Linked DNA regions of Homo sapiens: region 2 is linked to region 1. A link is an interaction called in ENCODE POLR2A ChIA-PET data of the cell type or tissue named here. Cell type or tissue: PC-9. All regions are shown on one strand.

What was found. Peaks named below come from ENCODE experiments on the same cell type or tissue, not always from the same donor. Only the 100,000 strongest peaks of a DNase experiment are listed, where the experiment ranks them.
Region 2: POLR2A ChIA-PET joins it to region 1 with 13 read pairs; 4 of 35 experiments call an interaction of 5 or more read pairs at or near these places.

What each region holds. Positions count from the first base shown.
Region 1 is chr12:108,576,031-108,584,030 of GRCh38, reverse strand. No RefSeq gene overlaps it. Among named protein-coding and RNA genes, the nearest start is that of ISCU, 17 kb to the right of the region's middle. RefSeq lists a silencer at 1,534-1,711. In PC-9, no CTCF peak of the experiment used is centred here; no DNase peak of the experiment used is centred here; H3K27me3 peaks cover 1,387 bases.
Region 2 is chr12:108,719,210-108,727,209 of GRCh38, reverse strand. All of the region lies in intron 1 of CORO1C (coronin 1C), which reads left to right. Among named protein-coding and RNA genes, the nearest start is that of CORO1C, 8.3 kb to the left of the region's middle. In PC-9, no CTCF peak of the experiment used is centred here; DNase peaks (open chromatin) are centred at 2,699, 3,839 and 5,839; H3K4me3 peaks cover 1,328 bases; H3K27ac peaks cover 5,294 bases.

The DNA.
Region 1 (8,000 bases):
ACCACCTGCAGCCTCTCCCTTAGAGTATGGGCAGTCAGGCCCAACTGGCAGAGCTGGAGGGGGAAGAGGAGGGATGGGGACTGCATCCTTCTTCTTCCCCCTTCAGGGGTCATAGGGGTCAAAGATTACAGACAGCAAAGGGCAGAGGGAGGTAGAAGGGCACTGGGGCCACAGCCCCTGCCCTGCCTCTCCTCTTCCCCCAGAATACAGTGAGGCTAAGAAATATGGATGCACTTTACAAATGTTCCCAGAAGTGTGTATGGTGGTTAGGGGTGCAGGTTTCAGATGACCTGGGCTGGAATCCTAGTTCTACTATCTCCCCTGGATAAATCACTTAACTCCTGTAGGCCTGCGTTTCCTGATCTGTGAAATGGCAATAATGGTGGTACCTACCTTGGAGTGTGGGTGAGAGTTGAGTTCATTTATTAAAGTGCTTGGAATGGGCTGCCTGTGGGAATGTAAGCTGTGGTTAGCTGTGAACTGTGAAGTGCAATGCCCGCAGAAGGGGAAAGGGGGAAACTTCTATCTCTAAACATCCAGCTGTTCTAGAGTCACCTTTTCTTTCCAGGTCTAGTTTAGAGGCTTCAGAATCATAAGATCAGTATTCTCAGATGCTTGAAACTTTACAGTCTTAACATCTTTTCATAGGGGGCAGGGCAGTGGAAGTGTTGGAGAGGCCAGAGCAGGGCCAGGAGCCAGGGAAGACCTGCAAACCCCAGGGAGGGGCGAAGGATGTGGCTGGAGAAGAGACAGGTTCCCTTTACCCTCTGGGTGGCAAAAAGGCCCTCCAATCCATGCATGCCTCTGCGGGGGCTGTGCACCCAGTGAGGTGAGGGGTCATGCCTCAGCTGTTCCCTGTCTTCCTCTGGGGTGCGGCGACCACAACCAGGGCTTAGATGTTGTCTGGGCCAGTGTGGCTGGAGATGTAACTGGTGACAAGCGTCGGGGAGCCCAGAGGCTAGGGCTGGTCTGGGGCAGGCGCCAGGGCTATTTCTGGGTGGAAGGAGAAGGGGGACCCAGCTGGGCTAATGACTGGGTGACCTGGAACTTCCGCCTTCTCTCTGTTATGTTCCCATCTATATAAACTTGTCAGCATGGACCCTAGGTAGCAACGTTCTCCAGGCACAGTGGGGGAAGAGCGCAAGGCGTCTGACTCACCTCCCAGAAGACTTGGGTTCAAATCCCAGCCTTCAAATTCCACATCCAGGCTGTGATGTGGAGCAGCTTCGGCCTCCTTTTGGAGCCTCAGGGCTTCACCTGCGAACCCACAGGTCCTGCCCTGTTGGGGTCCCGAGGAGAAAACGCTGGTGGGGTGCATGGCCCAGGGCCCAGGATGGAATAAGGGTGGTTCCAATGATCCCTGCTGCCCTTGCCCTCAGGAAGCTCTAAAGAGCACGCTGCCTCCCTCGGGCAGTTCTGATTTGTGAGATTGGGTGGCTCCTCCTCCGAGCCCTGGTGCTTAGAGTCCAGTGTGGAGCTAGGCACCCAGTAGGTGCTCAATAAATGTTGAGAAGGGAGTGCTATGCCCTTTTCAAGGCTGGGCCCTCGAATGAGGAGCAGAGGGGATGCATGGCATCAAAGGCATTGGATATCTCCTCTGCTCCTGCCCCCGGGGGGTGGCTGTGATATGAGGAGCTCAGGGAAACCCCCTCGACCCCCATACCTCCCACCTCTGTCCTTCCTCAGTGTTTAAATCTCACCATTAGGATTTCTATCACTTCTTGAGCACCACTGTGTACCAGGCATGGTACTAAGCACTTTCTATACATCGGGTCCTCACAAAGCTGCGGGAAACACCGCTGTTATCCACCTTCTACACAGGAAGGTGCAGAAGCTCAGAGAGGTGAAGTGACTTGCCCAAGGTCATACAGCCAGAAAGTGCCTGCGCCCAGCTTTGAACCTTTTGGGGTTGTTGGACCCTGTAGCACTAACCAGTGCTCCACTGTGCCTGCAATCCCATGAATGAATGAATGCATGCATGTATGCATGAATGAATGAATGGGGGATGGGGCCCAAGGCTAATGTATCCAACATCTGAGTAGCCCCACAGCTCAGTCGGCAGCAGCCCGGAGGATTTGACCACAAACGCCTCCGCTGGTCTGAGCCCTTCTTGTCTGCTCACAAACGGCGCATGCGCGCACCCAGCGCGGGAGGAGAACCCAAGCTGGTGGGGCGCATAGCATCCTAGCCCCGCGAAGGATGACCCAGCGGGCTGCTGTTTATCCCCATCTTACAGCGCGGGAAGCCCACGGCGGCTGAAGTGGCCTGACCGGGGGCTCGTGGCTAGTGCATGACCACGCCAGGCCTGCTGGACTCAGACTCTTACTCCTGCTCCAGGCGCTGCATGCGGGAGGTGCTGAGTGTCCACGGAATCTGGAGTCAGGCCCGCAGCCCTGGGGCTCTCCAGAATCCGACATGGAGGTGGGGGGTGGGCGGGGTCCTTGGGCAGGTCCTGGGCCTCGGTTGGGAGCCCCAGGGTGGAGGTCCGGCCCTGCCCCCTCCCTGGCTGTGCCGCCTGGGGCAGGTTGCTTGCCCTTTCTGGACCACAGCTGGACAGAGGAAGGGAAGAATGAGGCTTGTGCTGGAGCTGGTGAGTCCCAAACCCTGTGTTCCAGGGCAGTATTATGGTTAGCGCTGGAGGAAAAGGAGATACAGGATGGCATTTTTCCCTAAATAAAAAGAACTGGGCCAGGCATGGTGGCTCACGCCTGTAATCCCAGCACTTTGAGAGGCTGAGGCAGGCAGATCGCTTGAGCCCAGGAGTTTGAGCCCACCCTGGGCAACATGACAAGACCCCGTCTCTACAAAAAATACAAAAATTAGCCGGGCATGGTAGCGCATGCCTGTAGTCCCAGCTAGTCAGGAGGCTGAGGTGGGAGAATCACTTGAGCCTGGGAAGTTGAGGCTGCAGTGAGCTGTGGTTGTGCCACTGCACTTCAGCCTGGCGACAGAGTTTGACCCTATCTTAAAAAAAAAAAAAAAATTCACTCAATTCTTGCACAAGGTCTCAGGAGAAACTGGACTCTTTCCTCACTTTAATCCATCCCAGAGAGATCAACTCCTCTGCCCATCCCCTATTTTAAGAGACTCCTGGGAGAAACCTAGTTCCTTTGGTCCTTTCTCCATGATCTCACAACCCCTCACTCTCTGGAAGTTCTTTCTGCTATATAACCTAAGTCACGCAGGGTGGCCAAAGGCCGGTTTCCCCACATTCTGGCCTGCAGCAGAGCTCTGGCTGGAGGACTGGGCCAGCTATTGAGGAGCCAGTTAGAAACACTCTTGAATTCTTCCCATGACCTCTCATAAGATAAGAACATCTCGTCCTTGTCCAGATCTGATTCTTTGTGCTGTCTGGTTTGGAGCAGACTGTGATGGAGATAAATGTCTTTCTTGGAGAGTCACATGGCTGCATCCACCTAGTGTTGTAAATGTGCTGCCCTTTGACCCAGAAATTCTTTTCTGGAACTTGCCTGCAGAAATACTTGTGTTTGGATGCTAAGATGGGCACACAAGGTTGTTCATGCTAGTGTTGTTTAGAATAAGTGAAAAGAGAGGGCTAGGCTGGGTGCAGTGGCTCTCTCCTGTTATCCCAGCACTCTGGGAGGCCAAGATGAGAGGATCACTTGAGGTCAGGAGCTCGAGACCAGCCTGGCCAACATGGTGAAACCCCATTTCTACTAAAAATACAAGAAATAGCCAGGTGTGGTGGCAGGACCCTGTAATCCCGGCTACTTGGGAGGCTGAGGGAGAAGAATCTCTTGAACCTGGGAGGTGGAGGCTGCAGTGAACTGAGATCACACCACTGCACTCCAACCTGGGCAACAGAGCGAGACTCCATCTTAGAAAAAAAAAAGAATAAGTGAAAAAAAAGGAAATAATCTATGTGTGCAATAGTGTAGTGGGGTTGAAGAAACAGTCATCTTGTCCAGTGAGAGGCTCAGGGCTTTGACTCTTTTTGTTTGTTTGTTTGAGATAGGGCCTTGCTCTGTCACCCCAGGTTGGAGTGCAGTGGTGCAGTCATAGCTTACTGCAGCCTCAATCTCCTAGGCCCAAGTGATCCTCTCATCTCAGCCTCCCTCAGAGTAGCTGGGACCACAAATGCATGCCATCATGCTTGGCTAATATTTTTTTCTTTTTATAGAGATGGAGTCTTGCTATGTTACCCAGACTGGTCTCAAACTCCTTAGCTCAAGTGATCCTCCTGCCTTGGCCTCCCAAAGTGCTGGGATTACAGGTGTGAGCCACTGCACCCAGCCAGGGGCCTGTCTCTTATGGAGCTCTGGCTTCTCCGGCTTCTCTCCAGTGAATTACCTGTTTCTATCTGTAGTCTATACTTGCATTGGTTGTGTATCCAGTGATTTTCAACTTTTTTGAGGCACAGAACCCTTTGTTCACATAAAGGAATCCTAACATGTAAGTCAAATGAAAGTAGAGCTACACCCTTGAAAGGGATGGGATAGGCTCACTTCCCTTTGCCCCCATAGGGGCCTCAGGCTCAGTGAAGCATAGTTTGCAAACAGTTGTTCTAGTCCCTCCACTCAAGCTATGGATGGGAAACTGAGACTCAAGTTGTCCAGAAAGGTCATGGCCAAGGCCAGTCTCTAGTCCAGGTCACCTGACTCTGTCCAGTGCTCATTCAAGAATGAACTCTAGGTAGATGATCGAAGCATCCACAGAAAAGAAGATTTATCACTTCCTTTCTATGTTCTTCGCTTCATTTATTTTTTTATGTGCCTTATTGTAATCACTAAAACATCTAATTCAATAGAGTGCTGGTTGTGGTGGTGGAGGTGGAGGTAGTGATGATGAAGGGGAGGGAGACAGTGGTAGTGGAGGTGGAGATAGTAATGGTGGCGGTTGTGGAGGTGGTGATGGTGGAGGTGATGATGAAGGTGGTGGTGATGGTAGAGGTCTTGGTAGTAGGGGTGGAGAAGAGGTGGAGGTGGAGATGGTGGTTGTGATAGTGGTGGTGGTGTAGGTGGTAATGGTGGAAGAGGTGGTCATGGTGATCATTGTGGTAATGGTGTTAATGGTGGTGGTGGTAGAGGTGATAGTGAAGGTGGAGGTGGTGGTGAGATGATGGTGAAGGAAGTGGTGGTGGTGGAGGCGATGGTGGATGTGGAGAAGGAGGTGGTTGTGATGGTGGCGGTGGAGGTGGTGACAGTGGAAATGGTTGTAATGTTGGTGGACACAATGATGATGGTGATGGTGGTGGATGTGGTGGTAGAGGTGGTGGTAATAATGGTGGTAGAGGTGGTAATGGTGGAGGTGGTGGTGATGGTAGAAGTTATGGTGGTGATGGTGAAGGTGAAACAGGTGGTGGCAGTGGAGATGGAGAAGGAGGTGGTGGTGGTGATGGAGGTGGTGGTGATGGTGGTGGTGGTTGTGATGGTGGTGGTGGTGATGGTGATGGTGATGGTGGTGGTGATGGTGGTGGTGATGATAATGGGGCTGGTGATAATGGGGCTGGTGATAATGGGAGTTGTGATGATGGGGGTGGTGATGATAGTGGTGATGATGGCAATGGCGATGTTCATGATGATGGTGATGATGACGATGATGATGATGATACTGATGATGATGATAATGATGATGGTGATGATTGTATTAGTGTTCAAGGTGCCATAACAAAATACTACAAACTGAGTAGCTTACACAACAGAGTCCAAAATCAAGGTTCTGGCATGTCTGATTTCTGGTGAAGGGTCCTCCTCTTTCAGGCATATAGATGGTCACTTTGTCCTCACATGTCACATGGCCTTTCATGTGAGTGCACACTGAGAGACTTCCTTTTTGTTTTGTTTTGCTATTTTGAGACAAGGTCTCTGTCACCCAGGCTGGAGTACAGTGGCATAATCATAGCTCACTACAGCCCTGACCTCCTGGACTCAAACAATACTCCCACTTCAGCCTCCTGAATAGCTAGGACTACCAGCTTGTACCACCACACACAGCTATTTTCATTTTTAGAGATGGGGTCTTGCTATGTTGCCCAGGCTAGTCCTTAACTCATGGCCTCAAGCGATCGTCCCACCTCAGCCTCCCAAAGTGTTGGGATTACAGGTGTGAGCCTTATAAGAAGAGCCACCAGTTCTTTCTTATAAGACCACCAGTTCTTTCAGATTATGATGCCACTTTTATAAACTCATGTAACCCTAATTACCTCTTGCAGATCCTCTCTTCAAATATAGTCACATTGGGGATTAAAGCTTCTACATAAGAATTTTGAGGGGATATACCTTAGTCCATAGCAGGGATTGGTAGCAATAACAACTACAGCAGAGCTGATGATTTTTTATGGTGATGATGATGATGGTGATGGTGATGATGATGGTAATGGTGGTGGTGGTGATGGTGAGGATGGTGATGATGATGGTAATGGTGGTGGTGGTGATGGTGAGGATGGTGATGATGATGGTAATGGTGGTGATGGTGATGGTGAGGATGGTGATGATGAAGGTAATGGTGGTGGTGGTGATGGTGATGGTGAGGATGGTGATGATAGCCAACATTTATTGAACACCTACTACATGCCTGGAACTGTGCTTTTTTCACTTTACATGGGATAATTTATTTAATCCTCGCAATAATCCATGACTTAGGAGCTAGTTGTCTCCTGTTTTTTCAGAAAGAAAAACCAAAGCTCAGAGAGCTTAAGTACTTGCGTAAGGTCACATGGAGAGATCACAGCAGAGCTGGGATCAGAACCTGAGCCCCCAAGACCTTGCCCAAAGTCGTTCCCTAATGTCCTGTGGTCTTGCCCACAAAGGGGCCAGTGACATAGGGCTGCCTATTGAGGAGGTTTGGGGCAGAAGGGAATCCAGCCCCATTTCCCCACTGGGGCTTCCTTTGACGGATAGGACTGAGGTCCTGGGGGCAGGATGGGAGGCCCCTGGAAGTCCCTTTGCACCAGCAGCTCCAGGATAATAAAGTTGTTCTCACCTGGGGAGCCTTTTGGAGTTATTCTGGGAGTTGGGTTTCTTTGAGGTGAGGCCATGGGCTGGAGTGTCTAATGTGACATTTCCAAAGATAGCTGGGCGGGGTGGTGGTATTAGAGAATGGGTGTGGGGAATAGCTGTGGCCCGTGGTTGGCCACTCGCTGTGGGATGAGCTTGCCTGTCAAGCCATGTGTGACAGAAATCACGTCAGGGTGTCTCCTGCATGGATGCAGACAGGCCACAGCTTTGCAGAATGTTGGAGGCTGGACTGTGAGGGTTGGTTCTATGCCAAAGACACCAGAGCTTGGAAGCCTTGAGGTGATCATATTTTAAAAATAGTTCATAGTAGCAGTAGCAACAATAGTAGTAATAGGACCAATAGTTAGTATTAGTCATGGTAATCTGCGGCCCACCTCATTTTATTGTGCTTCCATGATACTGTGTTTTTTATGCATTAAAGGTTTATGGCAACCTGTCTTGAGCAAGTCTATCAGCACTGTGTTTCCAGTAGTGTATACTCACTTTGTGTCTCTGTGTCATATTTTGGTAATTCTCATAATATTTCAAACCTTTTCATCATGCATCAGTAATCGTTTTGGGGCACCACGAACTGTGCCCATGTAAGACAGTGACCTTAATCAATAAATGTTGTGTATATTCTGACTGCTCCACCAATGAGCTGTTACCCTCTCTCCCTCTCCTGTAACCTCCCTATTCCTAGAGAAATACAAAAATATTGAAATTAGTCAGTTAATAACCCTACAATGGCTTCCTAAGTGTTCAAGGAAGAGTTGCACTTCTCTCACTTTAAATCAAAAGCTAGAAATCATTACACTTGGTGAAGAAGGCATGTTGAAAGCTGAGACAGGCTGAAAGGAAGGCCTCTTGCACCTAATTGTTAGCCAAGTTGTGAATGCAAAGGAAAAGGACTTGAAGGAAACTGAAAGCACTACTCCAGTGAACACACAAGCGATAAGAAAGCAAAACAGCTGGCCGGGCGCGGTGGCTCATGCCTGTAATCCCAGCACTTTGGGAGGCCAAGGTGGGTGGATCACGAGGTCA
Region 2 (8,000 bases), 140 kb before region 1:
GCTAATAGTCTGAAAGGTGCCTTTCCATACAAGGCAGAATGCAATAGAGCAATTCACATGGAAGGCAGACTGAGATTCTCTTGTTCATGGCTTGGTCATTAGTGCCTACTGGATATTCGCTGAATGAATGATTGTTTATTGAAGTTAACTGGAAAGATCCTGAGGTCAGTGGGTTTCTCTGATTATCATGAATGTCTTTATTGCCTATGTTAAAATAACATGAATGGGGTAACTCCCTTTTGCCCTTCTGGCATCCAAGTCCAGCTCTTACCAAAAAGTGCTCAAATGTAAAACTGAGTGTTTAAAACATTTCCCCAATGGCAGAACATTCTCGTCCAGGTTCTTTCCCCCGATGAACAGTAATGACTGGCGCACAGTCTCCTCAGTAGGGTAGATGGCCAGCGAACACGATTTAGTCACACCAAATGCATACAGGCCGACCCTGATAGTATTTGGTCAGTTAGTACTGGAACTACCCCTGTCACACTCATGAGAATGGTTGTAAATTGGATTTTAAGGGTGTGTACTTTCTTTTCATTCTTTTTTTTTTTTTTTAATGTTTTGTAGAGATGGGGTCTCACTATGTTGTATAGGCTGGTCTTGAACTCCTGGGCTCAAGCAAGTCTCCTACCTTAGCCTCCGAAAGTGCTAGGATTATAGGCGTGATGCACCATGCCCAGCCTCTTCATTCTTTTGTTCATGCTCTCCTCTCTTGGGGTGTCTGACTCAAATTAGTATTCTTTAGTTATATTTTGTGTTCTTATGTTCATTTTTTTTTTTTTTGAGACAGAGTCTCACTCTGTCGCCCAGGCTAGAGTGCTGGAGTGCAGTGGCACGATCTCAGCTCACTGCAAGCTCTGCCTCCCAGGTTCACGCCGTTCTCCCGCCTCAGCCTCCCAAGTAGCTGGGACTACAGGCGCCCGCCACTACACCCGGCTAATTTTTTGGTATTTTTTAGTAGAGATGGGATTTCACTGTGTTAGCCAGGATGATCTCGATCTCCTGACCTCATAATCCGCCCGCCTCGGCCTCCCAGATTATGTTTATTTTTAAAATACTTTAATTAAAAATATTTCATGCCGGGCGTGGTGGCTCACACCTGTAATCCCAGCACTTTGGGAAGCTGAGGCGGGCAGATCACGAGGTCAGGGGTTTGAGACCAGCCTGGCCAACACGGCCAACCTGTCTCTGCTAAAAATACAAAAATTAGCCGGGTGTGGTGGCACGCGCCTGTAGTCCCAGCTACTCAGGAGGCTGAAGCAGGGGAATTGCTTGAAACCTGGGAGGCAGAGGCTGCAGGGAGCCTAGACTGCGCCATCACACTCCAGCCTGGGCGACAGAGTTGCACTCCAGCCTGGGCGGCAGAGAAAGAATCCGTCTCAAAAAAATAAATAAATAAATAAATAAATTCACTTAGCACCTTTCTGAGAATTAGGAGAAACCAGTTGGCCATTTCGGGATACCTTTTCTTTGTGTGTTCGTTAAAGCTTGGATTGTGGCAAGGTAGTACAGAAGAGAAAGAAAAATGTCAACTTTTTTGTCTAGTTAGGGACAGTGAGCTATGGGTACCTTCTGTAGTTCTCGTTCTAAGAGAGTTTTGTATTTAGGGGAACTGAGGCCGTGAGGGTGCAGGCCTTTAGGGCCAGATAGAGCTGGGCTTCACTCTTGGCTCCGCTTCTTGCTAGCTGTGACTTTGCCAGCTCCCTCACCTCCCTGAGCTTCACTTTCCTCCTCTGTAGTGTGGAGATGCAAAAGGCTTACCTTGCAGGGTCATTGGCAAGATTAAGCAAGGAAAATTATATGAAGTGCCTAATACAGAGTAGGTACTGAATACATTCCTGTTCCCTCTCTTCTCTCTTAAATGTCTGTTAATGAATGGAACTGCAGAGAAGCAAATAGAGTAAGTTTAATACATTTTACATCTGACATTAAGCTATTAAGGGTATGGATTCCTACTCCCACCTGAGGATTTTAGACTTTGAATCAAAGTTGAGTCACTGAAGAGGGCAAAAAATGTCTAATTTTAGGATGGGAAGGCGGTCTTAAAAACACCTCCAGTGTTTTTGCATCTGTCTGAATTGGAAATGTCTATTCAGACAGTCTTCTCTATTCAGGTCTGTGTATTCAGTCTCTCTGTCTGTGTGTCTGTCTGTCCATTTTAAGGAAAGTTCCTGGCAAAAGATGGATTTTTTTAGGATTTGAAGGAGATTGCACTGCAGTGCTTGAGATAACTCTTCTGGTTACAGTGTGATAAAGTGTAACATCCTGTGTGGGAAAAGAGCCTCTATAGTTTTATGGTATGTTAAATTAGGCCTGTCATTTGGATCTTACATTAATAACAAAAATACAGTTCCTCCCGTTTGCTGCAGTAATGAGTAATTAATATAATGCAAAGGTCAGAGTGAGAGAGACTATAAATGGGAGTAGGAAGGCCTATACATTGTATGTGGAAGGCAGTTATATTTTTTCCCCTTTGGTCAGGCAATGATCTACATTTCTTCTTAAAAATTTATGAATAATGGATTATATTTGGCACCAGTATCTCACCATCTTTTAAAGGATATATTATTTTGGGAGATTTGGGAGATTATTGCTCAGGTACAGAGGTCCTCATTCTTGACTGCCTTGTGATGATCATCTGTGGACCTATATGAATCCAGCTGCCTGGGTGTGAGTTCCCTGGTGACTCTGAATCACAGCCAGAACAGGAAGCACTGTGGGCTGGTCTATTCCTCATTTTACAGATGAGGAGACTTTGGTGGCAGGAGCTTGACAGATTTACCCAAGATCAGGAACTTAACTGCCCCTTCCTTTGTGTGGTATGAATTAATTTTTATAGTTAGTTGTGTGAATTTATAGTATAGTGTGGATTTTTTATTTAACAATGTGAACCTGACATGGCTTTCCCTTTGTAGTCTTTGACCCAGTGCAGCAGTTCCATTTGCTTAGCCTTTCGTCATGCTCTTTTGCCAGATCTGCAAACCAAGCCTATTCACGGAGTTTTCTTCAGTTAATCACCACAGTTGGTAGCATGTACCTATGTTGTTGTTGTTGTTGCTTTTTCCCACATATTCAGGTTGTGCATGTATTAAACTGTGAAGTTTGGTCCAGGTTTTTAGGAGGATTTTTAGATGCATTTTTAGGAAACTTGAAAATACATGATATCTCTTGGATAAACCTTTGGTAAACTTGATTTCTATTTTTAATGTAAAGCTCCTTGACAGTATTTTATTGATCCTTTTAAATTTCCTCAGTCTTATAATCTGAGCACTAGTAAGCAGTGGTTTTAAAGATTTGTCTTGTATTTGGAAGACCGATTATTATTGCAAAGGTGCCCTTGCATTGCATCTTGCCAGAAAAATTGGCATTAGTAGGCCGTCTGTATTTGAAAACACCAAGTTTAGACAGGAACAACACAGGCCCAGTACTGAACTATTAATATATAGATTGTAACAGACATAATGAAAACCACTTAGGATTAGCAAAGGTTGATTATTGTTTCACAATGTGGTTGTTCTGTCTTTGGGAAACCAAGACAGACTGCAAGTCTGGTCACATGGTGGTTTGGTGTAAGAGACTTTCTTGCTCCATTGTGGAACTGGGTGTGGGTCCCCATGTCTCAACAACTGCTGAGGCCTTCATTCTGGATGAACAAAGCTGTAGATTTTTCATGAGAGACCATAGTAGACACACATGGGAAAGGAAGTGTTAGGAGAGTGAAGCCGTCAGGCTGTATTTTCTACTTTTGATATCATAGGGGTGCATGACAAAATTCACAAGCATCCCTTCCTTATGACAAATGTTTAATCACCATTATTTGCTTACTTCACAGGAAAGATACTTAAATTCCTTTTCGTAATGGTCAAGCATTCTTTCCTAGTTAAAGATTCTAATTCCTTTCATTCTTAGGAACTTAAAGAATTGACTGATTTATTAACATAAAAACTCAAATGTGGCTGGAGTGGGGACTGAGGAACACACGTGAAAGTGCGCTGTCATCTCTGTTAAGCAGAGGGATTTATTAGGAAACTAGTCACTTTGGAAGCTAGATGGTGAATTAATTTTGTGGTTAGTAGTATCTTTAGCTTAACAATGTCATCCTAGTTTTTCTTGGCAAGCAAGAGAGAGGCTGGAGCCAATGAGGGCTGGCCACAGTTCTTTGGGGGTGATATTTAATAAGATGCACGTTGTCTGTTTTAGAAATAGAGTAACTGTCCTTTAGGCTCTCTCTTCTGTGGGCCACTGTTGCTTTACAGTGCTACTGTAGGAAAAGATAAGTTGGAAGTCTTCTTTTTTCTCCCTAAGACTGCTAGTTTGATCTTTTTATGCATTATGACAGTGTCTTGAGTGCAGTGGACTGAATTACTTTTATCAAGTAGAACAAATAACATATCATACCTTCAAAGGATGGTTATGAACTGTGTGTTTCTCTGAAAGTGAATGAGCAAGAGCCCAGATGAAATTTCTGTTTTGGAGGCAGGCAGTGTGTACATTTGGTCCCCAACTCAAGACTGGGTTGTGTTCCAGAGTCTAACTCAGTTATTTGGAACTCAGATCTACTAGTAGTAATTTCTATCTATTGTGTTGATTCAGCATTGTAAGTGGTGGGTACGTTCCCAGCCTAGACTGAAGGAATCTGTTTAATTCACAGCAGTTTTTGAAATTGTTTATGGTGATAGTGGAATTCTGGATCTTGGGAGCTGGTAGTCATGTGAAAGAGAAGTAAGGACTCATGCCCCATGCCCCAGGAGCCTCCCTGTGCAGGCTGTGTGGCGTCCAGGGGTCTCATGCCACTGCAGCCCTCCAGGTCTGTGCTGGCCCTCCTTGTTCTTCATCCTCCTTCATCTCTCTCTTAATTTGAAGCTTCTACTTCCCTGGTTAAGCTCACTTTCTTTAAATCATGGTAGCAAAGCACATGGTTCAAATTCATTTCCCTGCTAGACTACCGCTGTTATTCAGGGTTGGGATGACTACAGGCTTTATTCATGTCATTTCACTCATGTTCTTTAACCCTTTTAGAGGTGTACAATGTTAATATTTTTAAAGAGGAGGTTCCTTACTGATAAACAGATTGTCTCTTTGAAATGTTTGCATTCAGTCATTACAGCAAGGTTTCAAGGGGAAAGTTGAGCAGAGGCATGTGAAGTCAGGCAGACCCCACGTAAGGAGGCTAGTCCTGATACCTGGAATCAGGAAGAAACCATGCCTGCTTTAGAAAGGTTCTTCCTGTCACTCCAAAACAGTGACTCTGCTAAATTTTTTTCAAAATACTTTCTGATCTTTTTTTTTTCTTTTCCATTTGGGAACTTCACAGCTTGAAAGGGTCTTAGGTTTTGGCGAAGTGGCTTGGTTTCTGTGACCTTTGGAAAGTTGATCAGGGCATGGTAGTGATTGTAAATTGGGGCATCTTATAATGGCCAGAGCTGGGCACTCGTCCTGTCTATTTTTCTATTCTTTTATAAACTTATCAAAAAGTCACTTTTTTCATCAAACAGTGGGAAATTATTGACCTCTCCATTCTGTTAGTGCCTCTGTGAAGGGTTTGAACTACTGGTTTCAAAGAACTCTTTTCATTCAAACATTTTATGATGCAAAATATATTAGGGACTTGATTTTTCTGGTATCATTTAAAAAATTCGTATTCACAAAGTCTTATGGCAAGCTTAATGTTTTGATTTACTTTTAAATTATGTAAAAGTTTAAAAAATACATTACAAGCCTCCTCCAGCCCTCAAGCACATGACTCTTTGATGGTGAATTCTGCAGTATAGACTGTGAGCTCTGTGGGAATTCAGGAGACAGGCGTTGGAGAGTCAGTGTTTGTGGGACACTGGGAGTGAGATCCTGCCTGAGGGTGTGCCTAATAGTACTGGGCTGACTCAGAACTGGTGTAATTAGGGAAGAGTAGTGTAAGATGGGTAGATGAGATGGCCCTGATTATGGAAAGTGATGATAATAGGTTATGCATTTATACAATATGTTAGAGTAAAATGTAAATATAGTTTGGTTATGGAGTTATAAAGGTAGGTGAAAGTGTAATTTGTGGGTGTCACTAGTGTTAGTGATTTCTATGCTAATACTAATTACATCTGGGATTAAATGACTAGAGATTGAGTACAGAATTATTTTACAGTTTGTGAAAGTGAACACCTTATAATACTGCTATATTCCATGTTCCTTAAAGGTAGAGGATATCTTACATTTTTTGGTGCCTCCATTTCCTAGCATATTGCCTGGTGCATAGTAGCTGTTCAATAAATGTTAATTGAGTAATTGAATTTCAACTTTGCATGATACACTTGTGATATTGTCAGTCTTTCCATTTTCCTAGAAGATGAAAGGAATAAAGATGTTTTCTATGGCCTAGGACTACTAATTGTAAATATTTGCCGGGTGCGGTGGCTCATGCCTGTAATCCCAGCACTTTAGGAGGCTGAGGCGGGTGGATCACGAGGTCAGGATGTCGAGACCATCCTGGCTAACATGGTGAAACCCCATCTCTACTAAAAATACAAAAAATTAGCCGGGCGTGGTGGCGGGCGCCTGTAGTCCCAGCTACTCAGGAGGCTGAGGGCAGGAAAATGGCATGAACTCGGAGACAGAGCTTGCAGTGAACTGAGATCGCACCACTGCACTCCAGCCTGGGCAACAAAGAGAGACTCCATCTCAAATAAAAAAAAAAAATTCTTATTATGTTATTATAAACTAACTTCGTAATTTTTATTGTAAATAAATATGTTAGCAAGATGTTTATATGTGTAAATTTACACACACAGATATACATACACATTCCTTTATTGAAACATGCTTTATTTGTAAAGCAAATTTTGGGGTTTTGATTATTTAAAGCATATGTTCTGATAAAAAGCAGGATAACACAACATTTTGGTACTCATCACAAATTAACTTAATTGATTTCTTGAATAAATTAAAACTATTGGCAGCATGGGTTTCTTATGGCTGTATTTTATAGCTCTGGTTAGCAAGTTTGTGTGTGCGTGTGTGTGTGTCTGTATGAGTGTTTGAGACAGGGTCTTGCTCTGTCACCCAGGCTGGAGTGCAGTGGTGTGATTGAGGCTCAATGCAGCGTCGCCCTCCCAGGCTCAAGTGATCCTCCCACCTCAGCCTCTCGAGTAGCTGGGATTACAGGCATACGCCACTATGCCTGGCTAATGTTTTAATATTTTTGTAGAGACGGGGTCTCACTGTGTTGCTCAGGCTGGTTTCCAACTCTTGGGCTCAAGTGATCCTCTCGCCTCAGCCTCCCAAAGTGCTGGGATTATAGGCGTGAGCCACTGTGCCTGGCCTGGTTAGCAAGTTTGACTTTAGAGTCAATGAAGTAACATCCCAATGGAAGCATGCTTTCATTTAACAATGAAGATAGATATGGCAAGAACCATAATTTCTGTCAAGGGGATTTAAAGTTAAGGTAGCCATTGAAAAAGCTGTTTTCCTTCACTATCTTTCTCTTTTTGAGTTTCTCATCCTTTAATGCGCTATTGTCATTAAATAGCCTTATGTTCTCCCTGAAGGAGGAGGTGAAGGTGGAGGTTTGTCTGCAGTGGACCTCTAGGTGTGCCCTGCCCAGCACCAGAGAAATCATAGGGCAGGCCTTAGGGCATTTGAGTGACTCCTGGAGCCCCAAGGATTTAATGTATTTGAGAATTCGTTTGACTTGAGAATTTGACAAGGACCGAGTAAGTTAAGATAGGGTGAATTGTGCACCACTACAACTGTTAAAATGATCTAATCGCTTAGGAGTTCATTTATACATACTAAAGTCTGAAAAACTGTAGACTTTGGTTTATATTGTATTCACGATAAGTGGTCACAAAAAATGAATTATTTTGTAATTGCATTTGTGTGTATACGTGTGTGTGTTATTTCTGGTAGTTTTTTGAGGGTACCATAAACCATAAATGTAGTTGTTTAAAAAAGTATTAGGGATAGGAAGCCCCTGGATCTTTTTGCTGGCCTTCTACTTAAAATTATTTGTCCTA